Linked DNA regions of Homo sapiens: region 2 is linked to region 1. A link is a loop called in an ENCODE intact Hi-C map of the cell type or tissue named here. Cell type or tissue: PC-9. All regions are shown on one strand. Each heading gives the region's core, and the rest is flanking DNA. Links, peaks and the distances in the headings are about the cores only. Region 1 overlaps CORO2B (coronin 2B). Region 2 holds the start of SPESP1-NOX5 (SPESP1-NOX5 readthrough).

What was found. Hi-C counts contacts between places; a loop is a spot of excess contacts. Peaks named below come from ENCODE experiments on the same cell type or tissue, not always from the same donor. Only the 100,000 strongest peaks of a DNase experiment are listed, where the experiment ranks them.
Region 2: it touches region 1 in a loop (13-fold over the local background); 10 of 110 quality-filtered maps call a loop at or near these places.

The regions. Positions count from the first base shown.
Region 1 is chr15:68,726,962-68,741,989 of GRCh38, forward strand. CORO2B (coronin 2B) reads left to right here. Exons shown (of 12, transcript NM_006091.5): 12 at 1-845. Among named protein-coding and RNA genes, the nearest start is that of MIR4312, 67 kb to the right of the region's middle. In PC-9, for the core only: a CTCF peak has its summit at 3,652 (motif pointing right); no DNase peak of the experiment used is centred there.
Region 2 is chr15:68,918,867-68,933,894 of GRCh38, forward strand. It overlaps SPESP1-NOX5 (SPESP1-NOX5 readthrough), which reads left to right and starts at 11,659. Exons shown (of 17, transcript NR_033672.2): 1 at 11,659-11,851. It overlaps SPESP1 (sperm equatorial segment protein 1), which reads left to right and starts at 11,659. Exons shown (of 2, transcript NM_145658.4): 1 at 11,659-11,851. The coding sequence starts at 11,788. RefSeq lists a silencer at 8,335-8,535. In PC-9, for the core only: a CTCF peak has its summit at 6,200 (motif pointing left); a DNase peak (open chromatin) is centred at 6,185.

The DNA of each region.
Region 1 (15,028 bases), core at 1-8,000:
CTAGATCCTTCAGGTCCCCACCCTCAGCTGTCACCACCACCCTCCCCAGGGGACTCCATCTGAGATGAGGCCTCGTCCTCCTGGAAGCTGAGGCTGAGAAGGGTGGAGCTTGGCCCTGGGGAAGGCAGACCAGGGTCTGATGGCTTCTAGGGATGCTCTGCGTGTGTCTCAGCACCGCTATCTCAGCCACTTTCAGCCTTATGCACGTAGAATGACCACAGCCACTCGCATCCGTATAGCACTTTAAAGTTTCTGCAGTCCTTTGACACATAGGATCTCATGGAGCCTCACGTCTACTCCCTTCTGCAGATGAGGAAACCGAGAGAAGTGGCCCAAGGTCACGCAACTCTGAGATGCCACATTTCATTTGATCTTGTACACATTTTCTTTTATTCCTTCTTTTTTCCTCCTTTCATTTCCCACTACGCACAAAGAGTTTATAAACACTGTTCTCAGAAGAGTCACAGTTTGGGGTGAGATCTGGAAATCAAGAAATGGGTGTCCACTCTTTTCTTTCATTAGCTAGGATCTACTAGATGCATTATACTCCATACCTGCTTTTCCCATGGCCGCCCTACGGAAAATCCCATCCACAGAGGCCAGGGCTACCCAAGCCCCTCCAGGTGAGCTGGGCCTTTCCTTTATGAACCTCCATCCTCCCAGCCAGCTACAGTAGGGCCTCCTCACCCCGTACCCCACAGCTAGACAGTGTCAGCACTCATCTCCTCCTCCCACATTTCTGGAGCTTTTTTTTTTCCTTCCCCATTGACCTTTGTGGTCTTCTGTGATTATTTATGCTGCCTCCCAAGGATAGAATTGAAATAAAATGTTTTCAACTTATCAAACCTGGGCATAGCCATCTCATTTAACCCCAGTGGTTCCTGTTCTTGGTCACCATGGTACCTTGATGGTCAGCTCCCCACCCACAGCTCCTTTGCCTTTCTGGAATGACAACCCACGTCTGTACCTACAGATATAATTTCACACCTTCATTTATCTCAGCACTATTGACATTTGGGGCGAATAATTCTTTGCTGTGGGGGCTGCCCTGTACATTGTAAGATATTTAGCAGTATCCCTGGCTCCACCAATCAGATGCCATAGCAACCCTCATCCAATTGGGACAACCAAAAATGTCCCCAGATATTGCCCAATGTCCCCTGGGGTGTCAGAATCACCTCCCGGTTAAGAACCACTGTTCTACCGCTATTCAATAGATGCTGCCCCGTGTTGGGGTCTGGGTGAGACCAACGCTCTACATTGGAACGGTGCCTTGAAGTTTATCAGGCAGGATTCCACACACTTGACTCATTTGATCTTCATAGCAGCTCTAATTGGTAGGTCCGATTATTCCTGTTTTCAAGAAAAGCAGTCAGGCCCAGAGTGGTGACATGTTCAAGGTCACTCAGCCAGTGTAGTGGGGGAAATACACAGGGACTGGGTCTTATGAGCCAGAGCCAGAGAAGGTCTGTGTTCCCAGTCCCCAGCCAGACTCAGAGCTGGGCAGAGTCTGTTCTGGGAGCGTGGCCGGGGCCCATTCTGAGACCAGGGATGCTAGATATCCTCAGTCTCTCAGTAGTCCAAGGTTGTCTTAAATAAGAGTTGTCAGGCTGCAAAGTGAACAGGCACCCGGCAGTGTGTACACCACAGGAAACTCAGAAGAGCCAGAAGAAAGCAGTGTGGGCCTTAGAAAAGGGGTGAGGAGGAAAGGATAAAGGGCTGCAGAGGAACAGCGGGCAGGACACCGGGAAGGCGTGGTCCAGGCCTGGCCCTACCCTCGACTAGTTGTGCAACATTGAGTAAGGCTTTTTTTCTCCCTGGGCCCCATTTTCTCCATCTATAAAATGAGGGGATGGGACAATTTCTAGGGTCCCTTCCTGGTGTGTCATCCTAGGTTTCGTTACACTAGCAGTTGAGAGGATGGGACAAATCCCCAAGACCACCCATTGTCTAGCACGAGTGATTAAAAAAAAGAAGAAATTTATTGGGAAAAAGGAAGCAAAGAATGACTTCCTACAGGACTTGGGTGCAGAAAATCACTTTTGCTGAGTCTCAGGGAACAGGTGAATGGATAAGGTTATCTGTCTCATATGTACTTCTGTCCCACCTAATCTCCAATTCTGAGCCCAACGGGGCGGCTGTTTATCATTACTTATTATGGTACACTGTCTAAGGTCGGGCTCGAACTTGCTTTCTGTCTCCCCACTAGCCCATTTTCCCAACTGCATTTGTTGAATAACTCATCAATTCCCCATTGGCTGGCTGTGTATCCTTAATTTCTTCATATGTTATATATTCCATGACTAGTCTGTTACGCTGGCCCCTCTGCCCATTACACACTGCGAATTACACTGCCTAGCCCAACACATTGCTTTAATTATCATAATGATGTAGGAGAGTGCCATTCATGGCTCTTTGAACCTGTCCCCACTGCCATGCTCCCTACCAGGTGTCTGCTCCCTTCTTTTCTCCAAGTAAGGATACCTTAAGCTAAACTTCAGACCCTTCTCTTCTACGGAGATGTCCCTAATGCCTTTACCATCAGCAAGAGTATCCTCCTGCACGTGCCTACAACTCTTTATCCTACCCCTGACACCTAATCGAATTTTCAACTCAGTTTAACACATACCAAGTAGCTGCATCTATTTAGGACCAGGTGCTGGGAACCATGACATGAGAAAGAACAAGCCCTGCTCTTGAGGGGCTCCAGCCAGTGGTCTATGTATAGGCATCATATCATCCAGCAGGACCTGGAGCCCTTGGAGGCTGGGATGAGCTTTATCCTAGGCTGGGTTCAGTGTGGAGTGGGCAGTTTGTTCTGGGATTGGACGACTCCTGGGTTGTCTTCCAGCCAGCCTCCTGAGATCCCAAGATGGGCTTGGGCATTTTTAGACTCTCTCCTGGTGCTGGGCAAACATCCCAGACTGCCAGTGGACCGTGCAGAACGTGGCTGCTTCTTCACTGTGGGAAATGACTTCATGTTGAAAACACCCCCACCTCCCGGCCCCCGCCCCCCCAGCCTTCCTGCTTGGAAGGGCTGCCGTGATGGGGGCTGCCTGGAGCAGAGGCACTTACCTCGGCCACAGGAAACATTACCAGATCCTTCTCCTCCCCCTGGTCAGCCTGCACAGGGACTGTAGGGCTATGGTGCAGGGAGGGGAAGAGGCCTGCCTGGAATGTTGGCAGAGGCTCCTCATTCTCTGTGTATGTGTGTTTCCTATTTGGGAACAACCTGCAGCCTGTCTTTCCTTGGAATTTTAATTCAGTAACAAGCACAAATGGGTCAGCCTTACTCAGAGAAAGGTGAGTGTCTAGAGATCGGGTGAGAGTAGTTCTAGCAAGCTCCTGTCCCAGAGCCCCTCCCTTGCATCTGGCTTGTCACACTGCCCAGAATCCCCCCATTAGCACATAGTTTCTTTGGGTTAAGCATTGCCCTTGCCAGAACCATCTCCATGTGCAAATCCCCCTGGGATTGGGATGCTGGTATGAATCGGGAGAATGGATCCAGCGAAGGGGACACGGGAACAATGAAAGACGGTGGGCCTCGAATGAGAGGAGGGAGGTAGGGACACTGAGCAAGGTCACAGTGATGACAGCAAGATTCAAAGACCAGGAGTTTGTAGAAACTTGAATCCAGCCAGCAGGTGGCAGATTCTGGCCTTCCTATCAAGCCCATTTTTTCTAAACTGGGTCCCTTTTGCACCTCCCACTCACTCCAGAATTAATGATCCAACCATAGGCACTGAGGCCTCATGGCAAAGCAGGCGCACACAACAGCCAGGAATCAAAGCACCCCAGGTGGAGAAGGGAGGCTTGAAGGAGGGCAGCCCAGGGACCAACTGTTTCCAAGGCACAGCCAGAGGAGGGCACGCACCTCACCTTCCTCCCTACGGGGCTGTGGAGACCCTGCCTAGTCTTCCTTGAAGCACAGGAAAGAGGCTTGGTCTGGTTGTTCTCACCCCACCCAGGCAGCCTCTGACCTGCTCTGTGATCTTGAGCAGTTTCCCTACAGGAATAGTGACAGGGATGGGGCCCTTTCTGCCTGGAGAGTCTGCGTTTAATGAGGCTTGGGCTGAGGGGGTGGTAGAAGGAAGAGCTGGAAAGTGAAGGGGGGCAAAAAACTAGGGGTGGAGGGACCAGGTGTCCAGGCCAGACATCTGCACTCGGCCAAGTCCGGCCCAGCCCAGCCTGGGGCTCGCTGCTGCAGCCCACGCAGCCTCCAGGAAGCTCCTGATGAGACAAACAGGACCAGTCGTCCAGGGTCTCTGCTTCCCAAGCACGGGAGCAGCCCAGGACACAGAGGAAGAGGCCAAGGCCAGACCCGGGAAGCCCTGAATTTTTGCCCTGGAAGGCTGGACTCCACCCCAGGCCATGAGGAGCTAAGGAAGGGCTTGAATCAGGAGTGGACACCTCCCTCTGGCTACTTCAAGGGAAGGGATTGGAGGGCAACACAAGCCGGGAAACGGTGGGGGCTGGTGGGTTGTCCAGGTAGGAGATAGGAGTGGCCCAGCCTGGGGCAGTAGTTATGGCAGAATTAAGAGAGCTTGCTGAGATAAGGAACTGACCTTGATCCCAGGGGTGGGTGGGAGGAGGGGATAGGGAGGCAACAGGGAAGAGGGAGGAAGAGGCAGGTTAGGAGAACTCAGAAATGGAACCAGAGCTGGGACAGGGATGACCCACCCCCTGCTGTCTAATGGGGCACTCCCCAAAGATAGGGATCGTGTTCTCTAATCCCCTTGTAAACCAACAACAGCAGTGCTGGCCACACCTTTCTTAACGAATGTTCCTTTGGCTACCTGAGAGAGGAAGGGCTGGTCTTAGAAAGCATGTTGGATGCCGGGGCGAGGTGGCTCATGCCTATGATCCCAGTAATCCCAGCACTTTGGGAAGCCAAGGTGGGAGGATTGCTTGAGGCCAGGAGTTCCAGACCAGCCCGGTCAACATAGTGAGACCTCATCTCTATTGGAAGAAAGGAAGGAGAGAGGAAGAAAGAAAAGAGAAAGCTTGTTGGGCTTTTTTAATCACTGAAAGACCTGGCAGGCCCTAGAACTTCTTAGCAGTGTGATTCAAGTGATTCTAAATCCCCCACCCACCAGCCGTCTCCCATTCTAACTTATCCCCCACCGGCCTGAAATTCACATAGCTCTCTGAAAGTCATTTATAATAATGAAATAATGAAAACAGCTTATTTTTCTTTGCCTACTGGAATTTTGAGACAGTTTTCATTCAAAATTATTTTATCAAATATTTATCAAATGCCTTTTCTGCATCGGGTATTGTCCTAGGTGCTAGAATAAGATGTAGTTCTTGGTCTCAGAGAGGTTCCAGTCTGGTTTATAATTAAAATTCATATTCAATGCAGAGAGAAATGTCTGGAAGGACTGAGATAATTAGCAGTGATTATCTTCAGGGTAACAGGATAAGAGAAGAAGGTATTCTTTAATTTTAAAGACATTTTAAATGTATGTAAAGGTTTAGGATTTGCCACGACTGTGTCCCTTGGGATGAAATCTCAAGCTTATTCTGTTCAGTTCACCAGGTATGGGTGCTAGGGCTTTTCCTCCCACATCACCTCTGCCCCTTTGGAGGGCAGTTGGATGGGGTGAGCAGACAGGGCTGGCCAGGTGTCACTTCCATTGTACACTTGACAGGTGGAGTCCTGACCAGAAGGCCCAGCCACCACCACACAGCCCCACAATGCGAGGCATGCCTCACAGGGATCCCAGCACAGTCCACTGTGGCAGCAGATGCTCAGCCTTTCCCTGATCCTCTTGTTGCTGACTCTGCCCTACCTACCTGATCCCTCCTGGTCTGGTCCCACCCACTGATCTCCTCCCACTCCACTCAAGGTGGCCCCAATCCCTAAACTTGCATAGGGCGAGGTACACTGTCTCTTCACCCGTTTTCTTCCCAATCTACCGCTTGTGGCATAAACCTTATGACCTGCTTTCTCTGGCATTGAGCCCTTTCTTCTCTTCAAATCAAAAGCCCTGGCCAGGCACGGTGGCTCACAACTGTAATCCCAACACTGGGAATCCGAGGCAGGAGGATTGCTTAAGCCCAGGAGATCGAAACTAGGCTGGGCAACATAGCAAGACTCCCATATCTACAAAAACATAAAAAATTAGCCAAGTGTGCTGGTGCATGCCTGTTGTCCCAACTACTCAGAAGGCTGAGGCTGGAGGATCCCTTGAGCCCAGGAGGTGGAGACTGCAGTGGACCGTGATTGTGCCACTGCATTCCAGACTAAGCGACACAGCAGGACCAAGAACCTGTCTCAAAAAAAATTAGATAAAAATAAAACCCTTGGCTTTTAAGACTTTACTGTCTCAGCCATGAATTTTTGCAAATCTGTTTAAAAACTCAAAAGCTGGGCACTGACTATTATTTATTTGTGTATTCCAGCTATCAGAATCCTGATCCTCCCTCTAGCAATGAAAACTACTGGCTGAGTGGGAGGAGGTACACCAGGAACTATAGGATCAACTGTGACTACTTCCAAAATCTACCCTCTCCCACTCCCTGCACCACCATGTATATATAAATGGCCAGAGGTATTAAGGCCATATGGAATGGAAGGATTTTAATTAATGATAATATGGAACTGGAGAACAGTGTCCTTTTGCTAATTTTCAATGAACATCTGCTGGACAATGACACTACAGTAGGTGCCAGTGATATAAAACCAACTGAGATATACAAATCACTGGACTTGGGGGCTTGGTTTAGGGAAAGATGCAGACATGCAAATCAGTAATTACAATTCAGTGTTGAGTACTAGATCAGAGCAATCAAGATGCAGAAGACAGAGGACAGAACTCGTGGTGGCAGGTCATCTGAGTTCCTAAAGTGAAAGCAGTTTTCTAACCGAGAAGAGGGAGAACGGCACTGCAGTCAGAGGAAGAGCATGTGCAAAGTGAGAGAAAGGAGGCAGCTGGCATGTGGGGAGAATCCCAAAGGGCTTTGAGTTTCCGAAGCCAACAAGAAGGCTGGCGAGAGGACAGTCAGCAAAGGGCCTTATACTCAGGCTATTTACTTGGAATGTACTTTTTATGCAATGGAAAACCTCAGAAGGTTTTAAAGCATCAGAATGACCGGGTGAAATTTGAAACATTTTTTAATAGTGCACACACAATATTTCTCTCTCTCTTTGTGTGTGTGTGTGTGTGTGTGTGTGTAAGAGAAAGGGAAGGAAAGTGGTGTGTTATATATACAGAGATTCAAAATAAAATATGTTTCTCACTATGGGTTGCAATCAACAAACTTTGAAAGCCACTGGTCTAGAACTTGATAATGGTGCAAAGCAGAGAGTAATTGCCTACAGGATTTCCAGGAGAGAGGATTTAACCCATGTGTGGCTGCCAGGGATGGCTTCCCAGAGGACAGTCGGCCATGGGAACTGGGCCTTAAAGGAGGAAAGGGTGTAGGGGAGGGGAGAGGGAAAAGCATGAGGGAAAGGCATGGCAGAGGGGCCCTAAGAAGTGGCTCCCAAAGCAGTCCTGCTGGATTCCTCCTTAGCAAGAGCCCTGCCTAACAGCCTCAAGATGATTATCTTGCAGAGATAATAGTTCTGTCTCAACACAGAAGAGCATCTACTGACAGCTTATCTTTTCCCCCAGCACTTAGTACAACCTATCTGCCACATAGCTCATGTCACTTTTGACCTTCTGCACCAGGGCACCAAGTTCATTGTCAAAACAGCTGACTTGACTAACAAACAAGGGACATTTTCCATTTTCATAAAGACTACCAAGAAAGAGAAAATGGAATGAGCTGAGATTTGGGTTCAAGTTCTTGCTCAGAAGCTCATTCATCCAGTTGTTGCTAAACTAATTCTAAACCCCACTTTTTTCCATCATAAAATGGGTTAATCAGAACTTCGCAGCCTTCCTCCCAAACTTGCAAGCATTAAATTCAATGAGATCTTGGGTGCATCCTAAGTCACAAGGACTGCCAACTGGTTACCTTTCCCATTGGCCAGAAGGCCCAGTTAATGTTGGAGCTCCCAAAGAATAGGCACAGTTTGGCAACCTTGTCATTGCAGTAGCAAAGAAAAGTTATTATTTTATCAGCTGGTACCAGAGTTCCTTTTAGGGAAGGAAGTGTCTTTGTTTGGGGAAATACCTTGATAGGCCCCTTGGGGGTAAAAGGTGAGGCCCTGAAGACATGAGTTGGGAGGAAAAAACAAAGATAGCCAAATAGCTCTGCCTAAGAAATGAACAGGAATTTGAGGATAAGGAAGAACAAAGGAGGGAGGAAAAAAGAAAGCTAAGCAATGTGGTTAGAGACTAAAGCCCTAGTAGGTGGGAAACTGGGGAAGCTCTTAGAAAGATATAAGTTTATATTTTAAATTTTCTGGACTGCCATTTTGCAATCCAACTCTTCTCTCCAATGTCATCCATTCCCCAAATCTCCAATAAATGTCTATGACACAAGCTGCCCCATGGAAGCAGGGTAGGCAGGCATCAAGAAAGAAAGGGCTATGTTCAACTTTTGGGGCAATTCTGGGATAGAGGTTTGGCCGCAAGACAGCAAAGAAGGAAATTTAGAGCCAGAGATGACACTGAGGAACCTAAGCCCAGGGAATTCACAGAAATCTTGCAGAAGGCATGGGGTTTCCCCTAGATTGTGGGATGGGGTTCAAACCAATTTCATGTAGAGTTGAGGTGTTAGAATTACATCAGTAGATACCTGAAACCATTGGCTTCCAATTTTTGTCTATTATGAGGGTAAACATTTTCTCCAGGCTTCTCTCTGGCTAAAGTCAATATTATTTGGCTATTATTGGTTGAACTTCAGTCATAACTTAATAATCAACCAGACAAGAGAGGGTACCTCAGCTTCTTACTTCTCTTTTCTGACTGCATTCTGACCAGACTACACTCTGGGTAGTGCTTACCTAATGCAAACAGGTAATTTCTTTATGATAATAATCAATTGCAACTGCATGCTATTTAAAGCTTCTTCACCACCTTATCTCATCAGATACTGGATCTTCAAAATAACCCTACAAAGCAGGAAAGGTGTGGATTCCCCAAGTTAGCAATGAGGAAGCTAAGGCCCAAAGAATCAAACAACTAAATGTGGATTGGGCATGAGATTCAACCTCTGATCTCAAGGAATGCTGGAGAGACAAGGTAGAAATCCATGAAAAGACAACAGCATTAAAGAAGTAGAAATAAATATAAAAACAAATGTCTTAAGGTAGAGCACAAGTCATTGCTGGAAGAGTGATAGAGATCACAAGGCATCCAAAATCAAAGGTAGACCAGTTCTACCTTCTCACAGCCCCACCCACTTCTTTCCATCTTCATGACCATCTCCAAGGCCATCATTGTCTCCACCCAGATTACCACAACAGCTTCCTGGCCAGCCTCTCAGGCTCCAGCTTTGTCCCTTTAATTAGTTCTTTTTTTTTTTTTTTTTTTTGAGACCTCGCTTTGTCACCCAGGCTAGAGTGCAGTGGCGCCATCCTGGCTCACTGCAACCTCTGTCTCCCCAGTTCAAGCAATTCTCCTGCCTCAGCCTCCCAACTAGCTGAGATTACAGACGCCTACCACCACGCCTGGCTAATTTTTGTATTTTTAGTAGAGACAGGGTTTCACCATGTTGGCCAGGCTAGTCTCAAACTCCTGACCTCAAATGATCCATCTGTCTCGGCCTCCCAAAATGTTGGGATTACAGACATGAGCCACTGCACCCAGCCCCTTTCATCACAAAGACACAAAAGTGATCATTATGATATGCAAATCAAATCACAGTCACTCCCCTACTTAAATCCTTGGTGGTTCCCCATTACCCTAATGGAAAGTAGAAATTTTTTTTTTTTTTGGAAATTTTTTAACTTCTTTCTTTTTTGGCGTGGTCCTCTAATCTCTGAGACCTCATCTCTTGCCATTTGCTGCCTGAAACTCTCTGCTCCTTATAGACTGTGGTAATAATAAAATAAATACTTGGCCTTTGTTTCTGGTTCTCGGCACAGAGCTCCTAAAATGCTGGGAATTTCCTGAAAGATAGGAATATCTTTTGTAATTTATTAGGAGCCCCTTTCCATCATACTTGAGTTTATGCTAATGAGGTGAGTTACGGTAGCATCTCAGGATGGGACTGGCACCAGAAAGACCAAGTAATAAGAGGATGGAAACTTGGCTAGGTGCAGTGGCTCACACCTGTAATCCTAACACTTTGGGAGGCTGAGGTGGACAGATCACTTGAGCCCAGGGGTTTGAGACAAGTCTGTGCAACATGGCAAAAACCCATCTCTGCAGAAGAATACAAAAATTAGGCTGCGTGTGGTGGCTCACACCTGTAATCCCAGCACTTTGGGAGGCCGAGGCAGGCAGATCACGAGGTCAGGAGTTCGAGACCATCCTGGCTAACATGGTAAAACCCCGTCTCTACTAAAAATACAAAAAATTAGCCAGGCAAGGTGGCGGGCGCCTGTAGTCCCAGCTACTCAGGAGGCTGAGGCAGGAGAATGGCATGAACCCGGAAAGTGGAGCTTGCAGTGTGCCGAGATCATGCCACTGCACTCCAGCCTGGGTGACGGGGGGAGACTCGTCTCAAAAAAAAAAGAATACAAAAATTAATCGGGCGTGCTGGTGCACACCTGTAGTCCTAGCTATTTGGGAGGCTGAGAGATAAGAAGATCGCTTGAGCCCAGGAGGTCAAGGCTGCAGTGAGCTGTGATCGTCCAGCCTGGCAACAGAGTATGACCCTGTAAAAGAGGATGGAAACTTTTCATTGGAATAACATACAAGAAAAAAAAAAGAGGGTGGAAACTTTCAGCCCCACCCATTGACCTCAAAGTTGGGGAGGGGGGACTGGAGATAGAGCTATATAAAACTTTTGTTACTATTTTTATTTTATTTATCTATTTTTTTTGAGACAGAGTCTCACTCTGTTGCCCAGGCTGGAGTGCAGTGGTGTGATCTTGGTTCACTGCAACCTCCGCCTCCTGGGTTCAAGCAATTCTCCCACATCAGCTTCTGTAATAGCTGGGATTACAGGCACACACCACCACACCCGGCTAATTTTTGAATTTTTACTAGAGACAGGGTTTCACTATGCTAGCCAGGCTAGTCTTGAATGCCTAACTTTAAGTGAACTGCACACCTGGGCCTCCCAAAGTGCTGAGATTACAGGTGTGAGCCACCACACCCAGCCTTAATTTTTTTTAGAGACAGGGTCTCACTCTGTCACCCAGGCTGTAGTGCAGTGGCATGATCATAGCTCACTCTTAGCCTCATTGAACTCTGGGACTCAAGAGATCCTCCCACCTCAGCCTCCTGAGTACCTGGAACTACAGTTATATGCCACCACACTCGGCTAATATTTTTACTTTTATTTATGTATTTATGTATTTATTTATTTATTTATTTATTTTTGTGATGGAGTTTCACTCTTGTTGCCCAGGCTGGAGTGCAATGGCATGATCTTAGCTCACCACAACCTCCACCTCTGGGATTCAAGTGATTCTCCTGCCTCCACCTCCCAAGTAGCTGGGATTACAGGCATCCGCCACCATGCCCGGCTAATTTTTTGTATTTTTCTCCATGTTGGTCAGGCTGGTCTCAAACTCCCTACCTTAGGTAATCCACCCAATTCAGCCTCCCAAAGTGCTGGGATTACAGGCATGAGCCACTGCGCCCAGCCTACTTTTATTTTTTTATAGAGACAGGGTCTCACTGTGATGCCCAGGTTGGTCTTGAACTCCTTGCCTCAAGTGAACCTCCCACCTTGGCCTCATAAAGTGCTGGGATTACAAGCATGAGCCACTGCCCTATACACCTTTTTATTTTTTTGAGATGAAGTCTCGCTGTGTCACCCAGGCTGGAGTACAGTGGCACGATCTCAGCTCACTGCAACATCCACCTCCTGGGCTCAAGAGTTTCTGATGCCTCAGCCTCCCAAGTAGCTGGGATTATGGGCGTCCGCCATCATGCCTGGCTAATTTTTATATTTTTAGTAGACACAAGGTTTTGCCATGTTGGCCAGGCTGGTCTTGAACTACTGACCTCAAGTGATCTGCCTGCCTCGGCCTCCCAAAGTGCTAGGATTACAGGTGTGAACCGCCTCGCCCGGCCTCTATATAACTTTTGAACAGAAAGTTTCTGAGAGCTTCTGAGTTGGTGAATGCACCCCAACTACCCAGGGCCAGAAGCTCCCGCACTCAGGACCCTTGCAGACCTGGCCTATGTACCTTCTCATCTGGCTGTTCATTTGTATGCTTTAGGATATCCTTTATAACAAACACTTACTTAAAACTATAAGTAAAGTGCCTTTCTGAGTTCTGCAAGCCATTCTAGCAAATTAACAAACCTGAGGAGGGGTTCATGGGAAGCCCTGATTTACAGCCAGTTGGTCAGAAGTACAGGTGGTCTGAGATTTGGGACTGGCGTCTGAAGTGGGGGCAGTCTTATGCAACTGAGCCCTTAAGCTGTGGGGTCCACACTAACTCTGGGTAGTTAGTGTCAGAATTGAATTGAATTGCTAGGTACCCAGCTGGTGTCGGGGAATTGGTTGATGTCAAAAAACATCCCAGACAGACCTACTTTTTGTTTTCGTTTGCTTTTCTGATTTCCTGAGCTGTGTCCAGGGACTGTCTTGCCTCCTGGTCTTCGTATAGCACATTCCTTCTGCATGGATCACCTGCCTACTCTCTTGGTCTGGCAAATTTCATCTTATCTTTCAGGTCTCAGGTTCAGTGCCACCTCCCAAGAAACATCCTTTACATCACTAGAATAGGTCAGAACCTACACCTCAGTAATCCCATAGCATCCTCGATTTCCCCATCCCAACATTCATCACACTTCACCATTGTTACTGATATAATCATCTGTATTCCCCAACAGTGAAGGCAGCTCTGTAAGCCATTGAGAGATGGACCATGTCTGTCCTGTTCTCCATTGTATCCAGCATCTGGCACAGTGCCTAGTAGGTCATAGGCACTCAGTAAGTATGTACTGAGTTCAGAATGAATGAATAAATGAATGTCGTAGGAATTCAGAAGAAACAAGAGATTAATATAGACTGAGGAAAGAGGTAGGCTAGGACTTGAATAACAAGTAGAGGAGCTTCCACTGTCACCTAATACATTAGGGACAAACCACGTCTTCCTACCTCCAACCCAGGAGGCAACTACAAAAACAGAAAGAGCATTGAACTACGAGACCGAAGAACAAGCTCCGGTCCTGCCTCTGTGCCTCAGTGTGTAACTTTGAACATATCATTCAACTTCTGAGCCTGAGTTTCCTCGTCTGTAAAATGAAGCCGCTATAGCCCACCTAGAGGGGTTTCTCTGAGGTTTGGTGAGGTCCTGAATGTAGTAGACCCCCGCACAAAGTAGACCTGACCAGATGTGTGTGGATTTATTTTCAGCCACATAGCCTCTGTCTCTAAGATTTCCCAAAGCACTGGCTGAAAGCCCACCTGAGAAAAGCCTGCATCTGTCAACCCAGCTTCCTGGACCTGAGCACACTCATTCTGCCCAGGCTGATGTGCCATCTTGCCCCTCTTCCCCAACACCAGCACACAGCACCCAAAGCCTTCCTCACACCCAAGAGAACCACGCTCTGAGGACTACCACCTGCAAGAGCCGAAGACTTGAAGGCATTTACCTCCCACAAGGGGGTAACATACTTTCCTCTATCAATTTCTGAGTAAAGAATATTTTCAGGGCCGGGCACAGTGGTTCACGCTTATAATCCCAGCACTTTGGGAGTCCAATGTGGGCAGATCACCTGAGGTCAGGAGTTTGAGACCAGCTTGGCCAACATGGTAAAACCCCACCTCTACTAAAAATACAAAAATTAGCCAGGTGTGGTGGTGGTCACCTGTAATCTCAGCTACTTGGGAGGCTGAGGCAGGAGAATCGCTTGAACCTGGGAGGTACAGGTTGCAGTGAGTCGAGATCATGCCACTGCACTCCAGCCTGGGCGACAGAGCGAGACTCTGTCTCAAAAAAAAAAAAAAGAAAAGAAAAAGAAAATTTTCAAAATGAAATTCTCCAGAATTTTTACTCTCCACTTTAATTCCTGGTGTCAGACAGCAGGACCCTCACGTTCCCCTGGCAACAGAGTTTATTAGGCACCCACAGTGCCAGGGCTGTGCTGGCACCCCAACTCCTCATGGAGATTACAAACTAGCTGGGGGGGGGGGTGTGGCAGGCCCCCAACAATGCCCATGCACTTATCCCTGAAACCTGTGAATTTATCTGTTACACGGCAAAAAGGGTCTTTGTGGATATAATTGAGGTTTTGAACCTTAAAATAGAGCCATGTCCTGCTTTGCTCAGGTGGGGTCAATCTGGGGTCAATCAGATCACATGAGCCCTTAAAAGCAGAGAACTTTGTGTAGCTGGAATCAGAGACTCAAGTCAGTGGGTGGGTGAGGTGGCTTACACCTACAATCCCAGCACTTTGGGAGGCCAAGGTAGGTGGATCACTTGAGGCCAGGAGTTCGAGACCAGCCTGCCCAACATGGCAAAACCCCGTCTCTACCAAAAATACAAAAATTAGCCAGGCGTAGTGGCACATGCCTGTAGTTTCAGCTACTCAGGAGGCTGAGTTGAGGCAGGAGAATCGCCTGAACCCAGGAGGCAGAGATTGCAGTGAGCTAATATAGTGCCACTGCACTCCAGCCTGGGTAACAGAGTGAGACTCCATCTCAACAAAAAAAAAAAAAAAAAAGAAGAAGAAGAAAAAGGAGGTGGAGGAGGAGGAAACCAGAGATTCAGAGCATGAGGGGTACTCAACTCACTATTGCTGGGATGGGTGGGGACATGAAAAATGTGAGAAAGAATGAAGGCAGCCTCTAGGAGTAAAGATACCCCCAGCTGACCACCAGGGAGGAAACAGGATCCTCAGTCCTACAACCACAAGAAACTGAGTTCTACCAACCCGAGTGAGCTTGGAAGTAGATTCTCCCCTAGAACCTCCAGATAAAAGCCTAGTCCTGCTGACACTTTGGTTTCAGCCTTATGAGACCCCTAAACAGAAAACCCAGCCTAGCTTCCCTAGGTACAGGT
Region 2 (15,028 bases), core at 2,501-10,500, 190 kb after region 1:
AGAATGGCAATCATTAAAAAGTCAGGAAACAACAGGTGCTGGAGAGGATGTGGAGAAAAAGGAACACTTTTACACTGTTGGTGGGACTGTAAACTAGTTCAACCATTGTGGAAGTCAGTGTGGCAATTCCTCAGGGAACTAGAACTAGAAATACCATTTGACCCAGCCATCCCATTACTGGGTATATACCCAAAGGATTATAAATCATGCTGCTATAAAGACACATGCACACGTATGTTTATTGTGGCACTATTCACAATAGCAAAGACTTGGAACCAACCCAAATGTCCAACAACAATAGACTGGATTAAGAAAATGTGGCACATATACACCATGGAATACTATGCAGCCATAAAAAATGATGAGTTCATGTCCTTTGTAGGGACATGGATGAAGCTGGAAACCATCATTCTCAGCAAACTATTGCAAGGACAAAAAACCAAACACCATATGTTCTCACTCATAGGTGGGAATAGAACAATGAGAACACATGGACACAGGAAGGGGAACATCACACACCGGGGACTGTTGTGCGGTGGGGGGAGGGGGGAGGGATAGCATTAGGAGACATACCTAATGCTAAATGACAAGTTAATGGGTGCAGCACACCAACATGGCACATGTATACATATGTAACAAACCTGCACGTTGTGCACATGTACCAAAAAGTTAAATTAAAAAAAAAAGAAACTTCACACCCCTTACAGTAACTATAATTAAAACAAACAAACCAGAAAATAAGGAGTCTTGGTAAGGATGTGAAAAAAACCAAACCCTTGTATATTGCTAGTGGGAATGCAAAATGTCTAGCTGTTGTGGAAAAGTTTGGCGATTCCTCAAAAAGTAACATACAGAATTTCAGTTTGATCCAGTAGTTTCAAATAATAGTCCCAATAATTGAAAACAGATACTCAGACAAATACATTTACGTGCATGTCCACAGCAGCACTATTCACGACAGCTGAAAGGTTGGAAAAAACCCAAATGTCCATCAACAGATAAAAGGATAAACAAATTGTGGTACACACATATAATGGAATGTTATTTTACCATAAGAATTAAATGCTGATACATGCTACAATGTGAATGAACCTCAAAAATAATATGCTAAGTGAAAGAAGCCAGTCACAAAAGCCTACATATTGTATCAGTCCATTTATATAAAATATTAACAATAGGCAAATCCAAAGAGACAAAGCAGATTGTTGTTTTCCAGGGGATGCAATGAGAGGGAAATGAGAAATAACTGCTTACCAGGTATGGAGTTTTCTTTTGGGGAGATAAAATGTTTGTTTGTAAAAATGGAGTCTCACTGTGTTGCCCAGGCTGGTCTTGGACTCATGGGATCAAGTGATCCTCCTTCCTAGGCCTCTCAAAGTGCTGGGATTACAGGCATGAGCCACCATACCCCACCAATAAAGTGTTTTGAAACTAGATCGGAGGAGTAATTACACAACATTGTGAATGTACTAAATGCCACCAAATTGTGCACTTTAAAATGGCTAATTTTATGTATGTGACGTTCACCTCAGTTAAAAAAAATAAGCATCAATGAGATGCTGACTTCTACTCTTCTTCAATCAACTACTCAGAGTAAGAGTAAGGAGTAAGGGGAAAAAAGCCCTAAAAATCGGGTCTGCCTTTGTGTGGTCACTACTAAACCTTCTCTAGGCTGCACTGACCACCTCAGAGACCACTAGCAGTATTTGCCAATTTCAACATCAAAAATTAAGCATTTATTCTCTGTGATGGTAAATATAGTTCACTGACATTGAAATAAAATGAAAGTGGTGGGCTGGGTGTGGTGGCTCATGCCTGTAATCCCAGCACTTTTGGAGGCCAAGGCCGGTGGGTCACTTGAGACCAGGAGTTCAAGACCAGCCTGGCCAACATGGCAAAACCCCATCTCTACTAAAAATACAAAAATTAGCTGGGCGTGGTGGTACATGCCTGTAATCCCAGCTACTCGGGAGGCTGAGGCAGGAGAATCACTTGAATCTGGGAGGTGGAGGTTGCATTAAGCCAAGATTGTGCCATTGCACACCAGCGTGGGCAACAGAGCAAGACTCTGTTTCAAAAAAAAAAAAAAAAAAAAGATGTGGAAAGTTCTTCATCTTCGTTCAAACTCTACTTACTAGAGCCACCTGCTGCATTTGTCCCCCTACAGTACAGGGCTTCTCAGCCCTAGTTGTGTATTAGAGTTAATTATCTAAAATCTTTTGTACTCTATTTTTTTAAAAATCCCAATGTCCAGACTCCACCTGAAAAATTCTGATTCAATTGGTTGGGGATAGAGCTTTTTTTTAAATTAAACTTTTGAAATAATTGTAGATTCATATGTATTTGTGTAGAAAATAATACAGTGATTCAACATACCCTTTTACCCAGTTTTCTCCACAATGGTAGCATCTTGCAAAACAAGATATGTACAAGATGTGTATAATTTCACCACCAGGATCAGGATTTTTTTTTTTTTTTTGAGACAGGGTCTTGCTTTGTCACCCAGGTTGGAGTGCAGTGGCATGATTAAGGCTCACTGCAGCCTCAACCTCCTGGGCTCAAGCCTTTCTCTCACCTCAGCCTCCCAAGTAATTGGGACAACAGGTGTGGGCAACCATGCCTGGCTAATTTTTGTATTTTTTCGGGGAGGTGAGTTTTCATCATGTTGCCAAGGCTGGTCTTGAACTCCTAGGCTCAAGGGATCCGCCTGCCTCAGCTTCCCAAAGTGCTGGGATTACAGGCATGAGCCACCATACCTGGCTCTCCACCAGGATATTGAGATTGCTATAATAAAGGCACAAAACATTTCCATCACCAAAGGATCCCTTGTGTAGCCCATTTTTAACCACACCTCCTTACCTCCCACTTCTCTTTCCTCTCCCATCTCCTACCCTCACAACAACTAACCTTACTTTATTTCTATAATTGTCATTTTAAGAATGTTATATAAATAGAATCATACAATATGTAATCTTTGGGGATTGACTTTTTTCACTCAGCGTCATTCACTGAAGGTTCATCTAAGTCATTGCATGTATCGTTGCATGTATCAAAAGTTCATTTCTTTCATTGCTGAATAGTAGTCCATGGTGTGGGTGCATCACAGTGTGTATAACCATTTGCCCACTGAAGGACAGCTCGGTTGCTTCCAGATTTTTTTTTGGTTATGATGAATAAAGCTGCTATGATTACTCATGTATAGGTTTTTGTGTGGGCATAAGTTTTCATTTTCTTGGAGAAGTGCCCAAGAGTGCAATTGTTGAGTTGTATGGTTTTTGCATATTTAGTTTCATAAGAAAATGCCAAACTGCCTTGCAGAGGTGGCTGCTGGAATAAATCCACCAGCAATTTATAAGTGATCCAGTTTCTCTGCATCCTCAACAGCATTTGGTGTTGTCACTATTTTCATTTTAGTCATCCTGATATGTGTGTAGTGATAACTCATGTAGTTTTAATTCACATTTCCCTGGTGGCTAACGATGCTGAACACCTTTTCATGTGCATTATTTGCATCTGTGTATTCTCTTCAGTGAATGTCTGTCTTTTGCCCATTTTCTAACTGATACTTCTCACTGTTGAGTTTTGAGAATTCTCTATATTCTAGACACTAGTCCTTTGTCAGATTTGTGGTTTGCAGATTTTAAAAGAAATTTGTAATTTGTCTTTCATCCTAACAGGGTCTTTCTCAGAGCAAACATTTTAAATTGTGATGCAGTCCAATTTATCAGTTTTATGAATTATGCTTTTGTTGTCAAGTCTAAAAACTTTTTGCCTAATCATAGATCCTGAAGATTTCAAAACCCAGGTGTTAATTTGATCAGGTCTGCCTACCCTGCTTGGTTTTTTTGGTCGCTTGCTTCTTGTTATTTTTTTTCCTTCCTTTTTCCATGAAGCTGAAGGCCTCAGTAGCTGAAGCCCTTGCTGCTGCACACTGAAATTTATCCTTCCTTGGCTCCTTTATCGGTAACTCATGGGTCACCATGGTAATGGTCACTTCAGTTGTTTTTCAGGAACTTGGGCCAGCTCCTGTCCAGTTTGAACTGGTTGAGGCCACTGCCCCTTCAACTGGGCTTGTGCAGGTGCTGGAGAGGTGGCCTTTTGATGTTAGAGGGCCAAAGCTTCTCCCTCGGATCATGCTAATGCTGGCATTTTCTGTGCATATGTTCCATGAAATGACACTTGTGCAGAACCTGCCACTTCATTTTTCCCCCACTGTCAATCACCTTTCCCCACACCTTAGACCACCCCACTTCCCTAACCCATAAATATCCCTAAGCCTCATCTTTGGGGAGGCAGATTTGAGAGCTGGTCTCCCACCTCCTCACCTGGCAGCTTTGTAAATAAATATTTTGTCTTTTGCAAATCCAGGTGACTGTGACTGACTTACTGTGCATGGGCAGAACAGACCTGGACCTGGCTGATAACAATTTTCTCCTATTTTTCTCTTAAAGTTTTATGGATTTATACCTGTGATCCATTTTGAGTTAATTTTTATATAAAGTGTGAAATTTAGGTTGATGTTCATGTTTTTACCTGTGCACATCCAATTGCTCCAGTACCATTTATTGAAAAGGCAATCCTTCCTTTATTTAATTGCATTTGCATTTTGTGAAAAATCACTTGGACATATTTGTGTAGTCTATTTCTGGATTTTTCTATTCTGTTCCATTGATACATGTGTCTACTCCTCTGCCAATACCACACAGTCTTGATTATTGGTTATGTTTAAAAAGTTTCTGAACTAATTCTCAGTGTGGCCTGAGAACCATTTCTGAAGCTAGAAGAAAGTCTCCAAGAGACTGACTAGTCCAATTATCCCCTGTAATCCACAAAGGTATAGTCAAAGTGTGCTGTACTGAGAGTCAAAAGACCTGGGTCTTGTAGTCTCAGCTCATCAGGATGTGGCTGAGTGACCTGGCTAGGTCTTTTAGTCTGAGTCCCAGTTTTCTCACCTGTGGAACTGGGATGCTCATACAGCACTTGTTTAGCCTACCCTCCCAGTATGCTTGTGAGTGTAAAAGGAAATATATTTGATCTATATGTAAGGTTTAGACTTAAGCATAATTCAAATACAAAGGGTTCTTATTTTAGGGATAAGCACAATGAGATTCAGAGATTAAGGTTCTCCTTACCCAAAGTCATCTTCTATTTGACTTCGTGGCACCCATCAGAAAATTTCACATATTATTCAGCACATACGTAGTGTCCAAACTCTGCCAGGCACTGTGAAAAGTCCCTGGGGTACAAACACAAAAAGACATGGTCTCTGCCTTAAGAATCTTTCTATTTAGTGAGGACATAATTTTACAAAAGCTAAGTGAATACAAATTAAATTTGTATTGAGTATTCCTTTAGAATTCCAGGACCCTCCTAGTTGGATGAGTCCACAGGACAATAAATCATTGTCCTAGCATCTCTGTAAGTCCCCAGCTATACTTTCAGACTTTCACAGGGATGCACACTGACTTTGGTAGAGTCAACAGGAAAGAGGGTTTTCCTGGACAGAGCTAAAAATCCTGTGAGGTTCACACACTTGTAACCCCTTCCCAGCGATCACCATCTACACTCCAGGATTCCTCTGCCATCCATTTATTAATCAAAAACATCCCACAGAGCCTATTCAGGGCCCAGATGTCAGGCTTAGTATCTGGGTGATAAAATAATGTATACAACAAACTCCCATGACACGAGTTTACCTATGTAACAAACCTGCACATGTGCCCCCGAATATAAAATAAAAGTTAAAAAAATACAATTTTTAAAAAATTTAAAAAGTGTATATTGCCTACATCAGGTGGGGCAGATCGTGCAGACAGTGGGCATTCCCAAGGGTCAGCCTGCTTCTTCTGTGTGCTCCCAGGTCTCATTTCATGAATTGATTTCAGCCAAGGACTATCTATAATGTAACTGCATGTGGACTAGCTTTGTCAGAGAAAAGACTGGATGTAACATTCTTCTACGTAGCCGGCACTGAAGAAAATCTTCTTTGGAAAACAAAGGCTATTACTATTAAATCACTTAAACATTATTACATGCTATTTGGTACGTTCCAAGTGCATGAGAGTAAAGCAAAACACACAATAGCAAAACATGATCTACTGCAGCAAAATCAAAATTCAGTTTCTAGAGTCACAGCTGGAGAGATGCTCTGATGTAACCACAAGTGCCATCCCAGCCACTGGTGAGGCTCTACTGCCCCCGGGTGGCTGAAGTCCTTCTCTGACAAAGCTGCCGGTGCTCTCATGCTGATAATGTTACAGTGATTTTTACAAGGGCAGAGTGGATGTATGAATAGTTGGATGGATGGATAAATGCATGGAGGGATTGGGGTATTCATTCATTTAATAGTATTTAATTTCAACTATTTTTCCACACATGGGGCCAAGAGCTGTTAAGACATGATGTTTGAGATCTGAGATGTAAAAAACTGCATTGGTGTTAATTAAGCTAGAGCTGTGGTCCTAGCTGCTCAGTGCATTGGTCCCAGGAGAATGGGGCGGGGCGGGACGGGGCGGGGAGGGGGGTGGGGTGGGCGGGGTAAGAAAGGATTAAGGAAGTGACCTAAGATAAGAGGGGAGGGACTTCCCAAATATACTTCTTCTAGGGAGACAAATATAGCTCTGGCTAACCCATAGCCTATTAACTCATCACTTGGGTTAACAGGAGAAAGAATAAAAAACAGTAAGTGTGGGGTTAGATGTATACTAGAAGGAATACAGGGAAAATCCAAGGTGGGAACAGGGAGAGTAGGCAGAACACTTTGCTACACTGAAAAACAAAGTCAAACAGGTTAAAACAAGATATGGCACTTGACGTGACTGGTCTTCAAAGATGATGCCACTCAGTATTAGTTACTATACTATTGATGGATATGCAAACTGGTACATTTATTTTGACATAGTGGTTTCACAATCAGGAATTTATTGTCTAGAATTACTTGCATGATATACAGAGAGAAGAACAGATGAGACCACCTGTTATTCGTTTCACCTGGACTTAAATAATAGAGTTAAGACACTTCGAGATGAGGAGTTTCTTCTGGAGATTGAAGATTGTGCTGGAAGTTGTCACTGTAGCTGGGTTAGTATTGTTAGCTCTTTTTAAGGGTCTGTAAAAATTCTACAAGATTCCCAGCGATCTTTTTAAGATTCTATAAAAATTCCCAGTCTTTTGATTTCAATTGAACTCAAATATGCATTTATTGAGCACCTGATGAATGCACACTACTTTGGCTGGGTTTTAGGAGGTTGTGATGCAGGGATAACTCAGATCAGATTCCTTCCCTCAAAGACCTTGGTCTAGAGAAGCCTGGCTTGTAAAAACATAAAATACAGAATTTATGGTGAAATAATGGCTACAATACAGCATTATGAAAATATGGGATAGGGAAGATATGATACATTCTAACTGGAGGGATGATGGAGGGGAGATTCCCAGCAGATGTGGCATTTGAGCCTTGAAACAGAATTTTGACAGCTCTAGGGGAAGAGGGTGGGGGAAAGTGGGGAAGGATTCTTTTCCTTTAGGTTGGAAGAGCATGTGTTGCTATTTATTAAGTCTTTATTGAGCACCAGCAAGGTGTTGTGTAAAATAGACAGCATAAAAACAACTATAAAGGGGAGATAAAATACATCCCTGAAAAAAAGTCATAACAGTAAATGATACTGTTTGATTACCTATCAAAACAGTCTACAGAATCCAGAGGTGAAGCAGAAATGCAGGCTACTTTTCTCTGGGTAGTGAATTAGCCACTTCAAAAATATTTCAGTGAAGTCAGTAAAGGAAAACATGAGGCATAATAAGACATTTCTACCACTAGCCCTCCTTTCTTCACTAGATTTTGTAAAAAGTTACTGTTTCTATTTTTAATTACATGAGTAATCTTGCTTCAAAAAATTCAAGGGATAAGAAAAAGTAAAAAGCAAAATTCTCCCTTCAAAATCCCCTGTTCTCCTCCAATCTCATTTCTCTTTCTGGAAGTAAGCACTATTATCAGCTTACTGTGTTTCCTTCCAGAATGATTTCAGATGAATTCATGGAAATATGTAACTGGTGTAATTTTGCATAAGTGGATATATGTGTTTTTCTGAACTTTTTTACTCAACACCATATTTTAGAGAATTTTATATGTTAGCACATAGACCATGGAGTACAGAGCTACAACATTTTTTTTTTTAAACTGGAATTCCACAATTAGGATATACCTTGGCTATTTCACCGTTTCCTTTTTAATGGTTAACAAGATGAAAACTGCTAAAGTCTTATTGGGGTTTTTATAACCAAACAAGGGAAAAACGACTCCAACTCTGGGCCTAAAAGACATCCTACTTGAACCTCTCACTTGCAGTTCCTCATTCAATCCCCAAACTGCAGTGTGTTTCACAAATCCAGTCTCCTAAGTGAAGGGAAAGCAGGAAACCCTTGACGAATTCAGTAGTAATACAATGAGATAAGTATGTGCTGTGATTCTTAACTCCTAGCCTTCTCCAAAGGGACCAGTGATCATCTAGGGATAAATATGCACTGAAAAAAAAGGAAAATCGCAGTATGCCACAGTAGTTCACTGGTTAGAGTGGGGTTTACAGGGGTGAAGTAATTAAAGGAATTTTAACCCAAGTCCACCTTACAGTAAGTTCGATGGAACCCTAAACCCTTCCAGTGTTTTTTCCCCAATTCCTGAGTGTACATTTAAAGGACATAAGGCAGAATCTTCACATTGGTTTCCTAACCTTTAGAACAAGGGTGAGCAAGATAGAAAAGACTATGAAGAATCCACAGAGCTTTATTACACTCTCCAACCCCCAATCAAAATAGTAATGCACAAGTTATAACAATCCCTTGTTGACTAGCTATAGTGTCACCCTAAAATATCTGAATCAATTATCTTAATTTATACCTGCCTTCCAGCTTGACTGGTAATGAAAACAGATGGACCTGGAAGAATGACTGACAATTATTAACTCAATTAAGTAGTGTACCCAACTGCAGGTGCCTTTCCAAGCATGGTCTCTTTCAAGGAACAAATCAACAGAGACCCTTGTATGTAGCTATTGCTTACGCAAATGCTTTCTCCTCCTCCATTTAACAAGCACTTACTGTCTTACAGTTTCTGTGAGTCAGGAATCTAAGCGTGGCTTAGCTGGGTGCCTCCATCTCTGGGTTTCTCAGGCAGCTACAATCAAGATGTCAGCCGGGCTGTGGTCAACTCCAGGCTCACCTGGGGAGAATCTATTACCAAGTTCACTCACCTGATTGTTGTCAGGCCTCAGGTCCTTACTGGCTGTTGGCTGGAGACATTGGTTCCTCAACATGTGTCCGGAATTGGTGGGTTCTTGGTCTAACTTAAAGAATGAAGCCGTGGATCCTCGTGGTGAGTGTCACAGTTCTTAAAGGCAGCATGTCCGGAATTTGTTCCTTCTGATGTTCGGATGTGTTTGGAGTTTCTTCCTTCTGGTGGATTCGTGGTCTAGCTGGACCAGGAGTGAAGCTGTAGACCCTCATGGTGAGTGTTACAGCTCTTATGGTGGCCCATCTGAGTTGTTCATTCATCCCGGTGGGTTCGTGGTCTCACTGGCTTCAGGAGTGAAGCGGCAGACCTTCGCAGCGAGTGTTACAGCTTATAAAGGCAGTGTGGGCCCAGAGTAAACAGCAGCAAGAGTTATTGCAAAAAGCGAAAGAACAAACCTTCCACACGACAGAAAGAGACTCCATAGGGTTACTACTGCTGGCTCGGGCAGCCTGCTTTTATTCCCTTATCTGGCCCCACCCACATCCTGCTGATTGGTTCACTTTACAGAGAGCTGATTGGTCCGTTTTGACAGGGTGCTGATTGGTGCATTTACAATCCCTGAGCTAGACACAAAAGTTCTCCAAGTCCCCACTAGATTAGCTAGACACGGGGTGCTGATTGGTGCATTTACAAACCTTGAGCTAGACACAGAGTGCCCATTGGTGCATTCACAATCCCTTAGCTAGACATAAAGGTTCTCCAAGTCCCCACCAGACTCAGGAGCCCAGCTGGCTTCACCCAGTGGATCCCACACCCAGGCGCAGGTGGAGCTGCCTGCCAGTCCCCGGCCCTGCGCCCGCACTCCTCAGCCCTTGGGCGGTCGATGGGACTGGGCGCCGTGGAGCAGGGAGCGGCGCTCCTCAGGGAGGCTCAGGCATGGCAGGCTGCAGGTCCCGAGCCCTGCCCTGCGGGGAGGCAGCTAAGGCCTGGCGAGAAATCGAGCACAGCAGCTCCTGGCCCAGGTGCTAAGCTCCCCCCAACTGCCCGTGGCCAGCGGGGACGGCCGGCCGCGCTGAGTGCCGGGCCCACCGAGCCCGCCGAGCCCACGCCCACCCGGAACTCGGGCTGGCCCGCAAGCGCCGTGCGCAGTCTCAGTTTCCGCCGGCGCCTCTAGTCTTGCTTCCCTCCAGTCCATTCTTCATGCTACAGGAAGAGTGAGTTTTCTGGAATACAAATCTAATCACAACCGTTCCCAGCTCAAAACCTAGCAGTACTCTAGTACTGGTGCCTCAGACTAAAATCCAAGCCCCTTGCTTCCTGAGGCAGAGATGAGTGTACGTGAATTTTTAAAAATAACCATACAGAAAAACAGATTCTTTGGGATGTGCAGTTCTGCGAATTTTTATTTTTATTTATTTTTTTGAGGTGGAGTCTTGCTCTGTCGCCCAGGCTGGAGTGCAGTGGCACGATCTCGGCTCACTGCAACCTCTGCTTCCCGGGTTCAAGTGATTCTCCTGCCTCAGTCTCCCAAGTAGCTGGGACTACAGGCGTGTGCCACCACCCACGCCTGGCTAATTTTGTATTTTTAGTAGCCACGAAGTTTCACTATGTTGGTCAGGCTGGTCTCGAACTCCTGACCTCAGGTGGTCCGCCCACCTCGGCCTCCCAAAGTGCTGGGATTACAGGAGTGAGCCACCGTGCCCGGCCTTCTGTGAATTTTAACACATGTATAGATTCTTGTGGCCACTGCCATCTATTAGTCCCCAAAACAACCTCATGCTATCCTTTCATAGTCGTACTCTCCCTCATCCCTACCCCTATCTTTTTAAGAAGGTCAAAGAAATGGAATGTGATCTTTTGAAAAACAAAAACACCCAAGCCCCTTAGGGCGTTTTTAATGCCCTTGCCTACCTCTCCTCCCTGTCCTCCAACAACTGCCCTCCCAAGCCCCACAATGCAACTCGCCGGAACTATGCTCAGTTCTTGGGGTGCTCCAAGCTGTCCTCCACTTAGCCAAGCTCCCCACCCGCTTCCGGGGGTGGGTTTCCACTGTGCACAACAGTACCTAGCGCTTCCCCCACTACAGCCCCCTTTCACGCTGTGGTAATTGCCAGGTTATCTGCCTCTCCCATTACAGTTCCTTCCTCACAGGGACCGCGTTTAAACCACGGCGGTATCCCTACCGCGCAGGATGGGCCGAGCCCCGCACGCCCCGAGGCAGCACCCCGCACGCAGTAGCCGGGCGTCGAGGCGTTCCCAGCCCACACCAGGCGCGGACCTACGAAGGCGGAGCGAGCATGCGCACTAGGAAGGGGCGGGGCGGGGCGCGCGCGATCCCCCGCCCCCTGCACGCGGTCCCAGGAGGGGCGGGCCTTGGCCGCTCGCTCTCCCCTCCCCCATGCCGCTGCGCTTGCGCGCTGGGGACAACCGTTGCTGGGTGTCCCAGGGCCTGAGGCAGGACGGTACTCCGCTGACACCTTCCCTTTCGGCCTTGAGGTTCCCAGCCTGGTGGCCCCAGGACGTTCCGGTCGCATGGCAGAGTGCTACGGACGACGCCTATGAAGCCCTTAGTCCTTCTAGTTGCGCTTTTGCTATGGCCTTCGTCTGTGCCGGCTTATCCGAGTGAGTGACGGGCCTGAGGAGGCAGCGGACCGGGGACACCCTGGGGGAACTTCCCGAGCTCCGCGACCTCGAAGCCTGGCCCTTCCTTCTCCCTGGTCCTACATGCCTCCCTCCCCCACTGTCCGGGGTCCTGGCCTCGACGCCGAGGGGTGTCCCTCTCCTCTCCTGGTCAGGGAACGCAGCAACTGAGGCGGCGCGGCCCAGATGAGACGGGAAGCGCCTGCGGGCCGTGGGCGCGGGTGGAACCCCCTCACCTCACCGGAGGCCTTCCTCTGCCCACCCGATCCTTCCCCAGCCATTGGGCGTGTGACCGTGCAGGGGTCGTGTGACAGCTGCTGGCCAGCTAGGAATGATTTTTACATTTTCTTCCTTTTTTTTTAATTATTATACTTTAAGTTCTAGGGTACATGTGCACAGCGTGCAGGTTTGTTACATATGTATCCATGTGCCATATTGGTGTGCTGCACCCATAACTTGTCATTTACATTAGGTATATCTCCTAATGCTATCCCTCCCCCCTCCCCCCACCCCACGGCAGGCCCTGGTGTGTGATGTTCTATTTTTGCATTTTCAAAGTAAATATGAAATGTACTCTTTCATGACTTGTGGAAAAGCATGACGCTCACATTTCATTGTTCGTGAATAAAGTTTTACTGGCACACCACCACGCTCATTCCTTTACGTATTGCCCATGGCTGCTTTCCCACGTTAGAACAACGGGGTTAAGTGGTTGCCACACAGTCTGGTCTGCAAAGACTGAAGTATTTACTCTCTGGCCCTGTACAGAAAAAAAGGTTGACCCGTACGGTAAAATTTGGAGAGCATGTGGATTGTGGGTCGCGGTCTGGGACACTCACCTGAGGATGCGCTCCCAGAGAGCATGCTTGCGCACACGGCATTCAAAGCCTTAGTTAAGCAGGATTATAACTTAAGACCTGCCAAGGAGCAATTTTTGTCCCTCCCCGAAAGCTGAAAACCAATAAGGTCAAATTCAGGGGTGCTAAGACTTTACTATATTAACAATATCATGTGGGCACCTTAAGGCACTTAGTATTTAAGTCAGGTAGGTGAGGCTTCCCCATTTAGTCTAACTGTAGTTCATTGTGGCATTTAGTAATGTTGGAGTTTGGTTTCACTTAAATCAATAAATACAATTTAACAGGTGTAAAAAAAGCGCTATCGTGCATGCTGATTATGCAAATCTATTTTTCAGAATTGCTAAACGATCTTAGTTAAAAATCAAATTTAAAAACTGAAAATACAACACAATCTAAATTATGAATAGTAATGGGAAAAGTTCTAGATGAAGTTCTAGGTAACTAAAGTTAGCTCTTTAAATACTAGCATTTATGATTTGTAGCTGTTTTTAATAAAAAGTTTTGTAAAATTTTTCTTCCTTGACATAGAGGACCAGAACATAATGAAGATGCTACTATCTTTTCTTGATGTCTGATGATCATTATTACTAACACCAGTTATTGCATTTTGGTAGTTGTAGATCAGCAAGTCACAAGTGACTAACATATATGGAGACTTTAACTGAAGTGACTTTAACACTGTCACACAGTACACTCTGGGACTGCTAGGTAGGAGTCCCTGGACACCCACTTAACTCAGTGCAGTCTCTTGCCTAACACCATAATTTTCCCCTCCCCCTCCCCTTCCCTTTTCCCCCCCTTTTTTTTTTGCCTGAGACAGGGTCTCACTCTCTAGCTCAGACTAGAGTGCAGTGGCCCGATCTCGGCTCACCGCAACCTCTGCCTCCCAGGCTCGAGGGATTCTCCCACCTCAGCCTCCTGAGTAGCTGGGATTATAGGCGCACGCCACTACCGCCTGGCTAATTTTTGTATTTCTAGTAGAGACGGGGTTTCACCATGTTGGCCAGGCTGGTCTCGAGCTCCTGACCTCAAATGATCCATCCGCCTCGGCCTTGCAAAGTGCTGGGATTACAGGCTTGAGCCACTGTGCCCAGCCAGCCTGTTGTCTTTCTTAGCACCCTATTCCCTAATCTTTCTTGGGAAGAAAGAAAAGGGTTGTAGGAAATGAAAAGACGCTTCCCAGAAAAAAGGAGTGATTTTGTGTTGAATATATAGATGTTATAAGACATAAGGAAACTATATACAGGTTGTAATCATAGAAGATGTCTTGGAATATGTAATTACCTTTCTTCTACAGAAGTGGATTAAGGAATATATAGAGCAGGCAGTGGTACATGGCTGCTTTCTCTGTATCTGTCTCTCTACTTTTTCTCTAATTTTAATTTTGTTTTTAAAATAAGTATACCAAAATGCGTATATCATTGAGCTTGATGTAAATCAGCTATGCATTCTTTTATATGGCCACTATTCAAACAATTGTTGGCGAGATGCAAAAGATAAGGTACATAGGTTTTTATAATGAAAAGTGCAGCTTTGACACATTTTTTCTAGACTACTAGACAGTTTTGAGGTTATTACGCAAACATCACGGGTGTATTAAGTAATTGCATTTATTGAAAACCTCAGTACTTCTTGTATCTGCCTATACCTTTCTAACAGGCCCAATCCAAGCTTAGCTAGTATTTGTTTAATCTAAATTCAGTTAGACATAAATGCAGCTTGGGTATACAGAAGTCGGCACTCCTTTACATACACACACACACATCCTGATGGTGCTGGAGAAACAACGTTTTACTATATAAAATTTTTATACATTCAGTTTCCTCTACCTGATTTTTCCATAGTTTTAAATACTTTGCCATTTTTAAATTTTTGAATGGGAAAGTATTTAATGTATTCCCTCTTTAATGTATTTGCACTGTGCAACTTACTTTACTTTTTAATGAGAATTCTTTTTGCTTTAAAAAAAAAAAAATGCACAGGCCGGGCACGGTGTCTTACACCTGTAATCCCAGCACTTTGGGAGGCTGAGGCGGGCAGATCACCTGAGCCCAGAAATTCAAGACCAGGCTGGGCAACATGGCGAAACCCCGTCTTTACAAAAAATACAAAAATTAGCCAGATGTGGTGGGGCAGGCCTGTAGTCCCAGCTATTCGGGAGGCTGAGGTGGGAGGATCACCTGAGCCCAGGAGGTAGAGGTTGCAGTGAGCTGAGATGGCGCCACTGCATTCCAGCCTGGCTGACAGAGTGAGACCTTGTCTCAAAAAAAAAAAAAAGCACAGTAACTTCTAAAGTAAT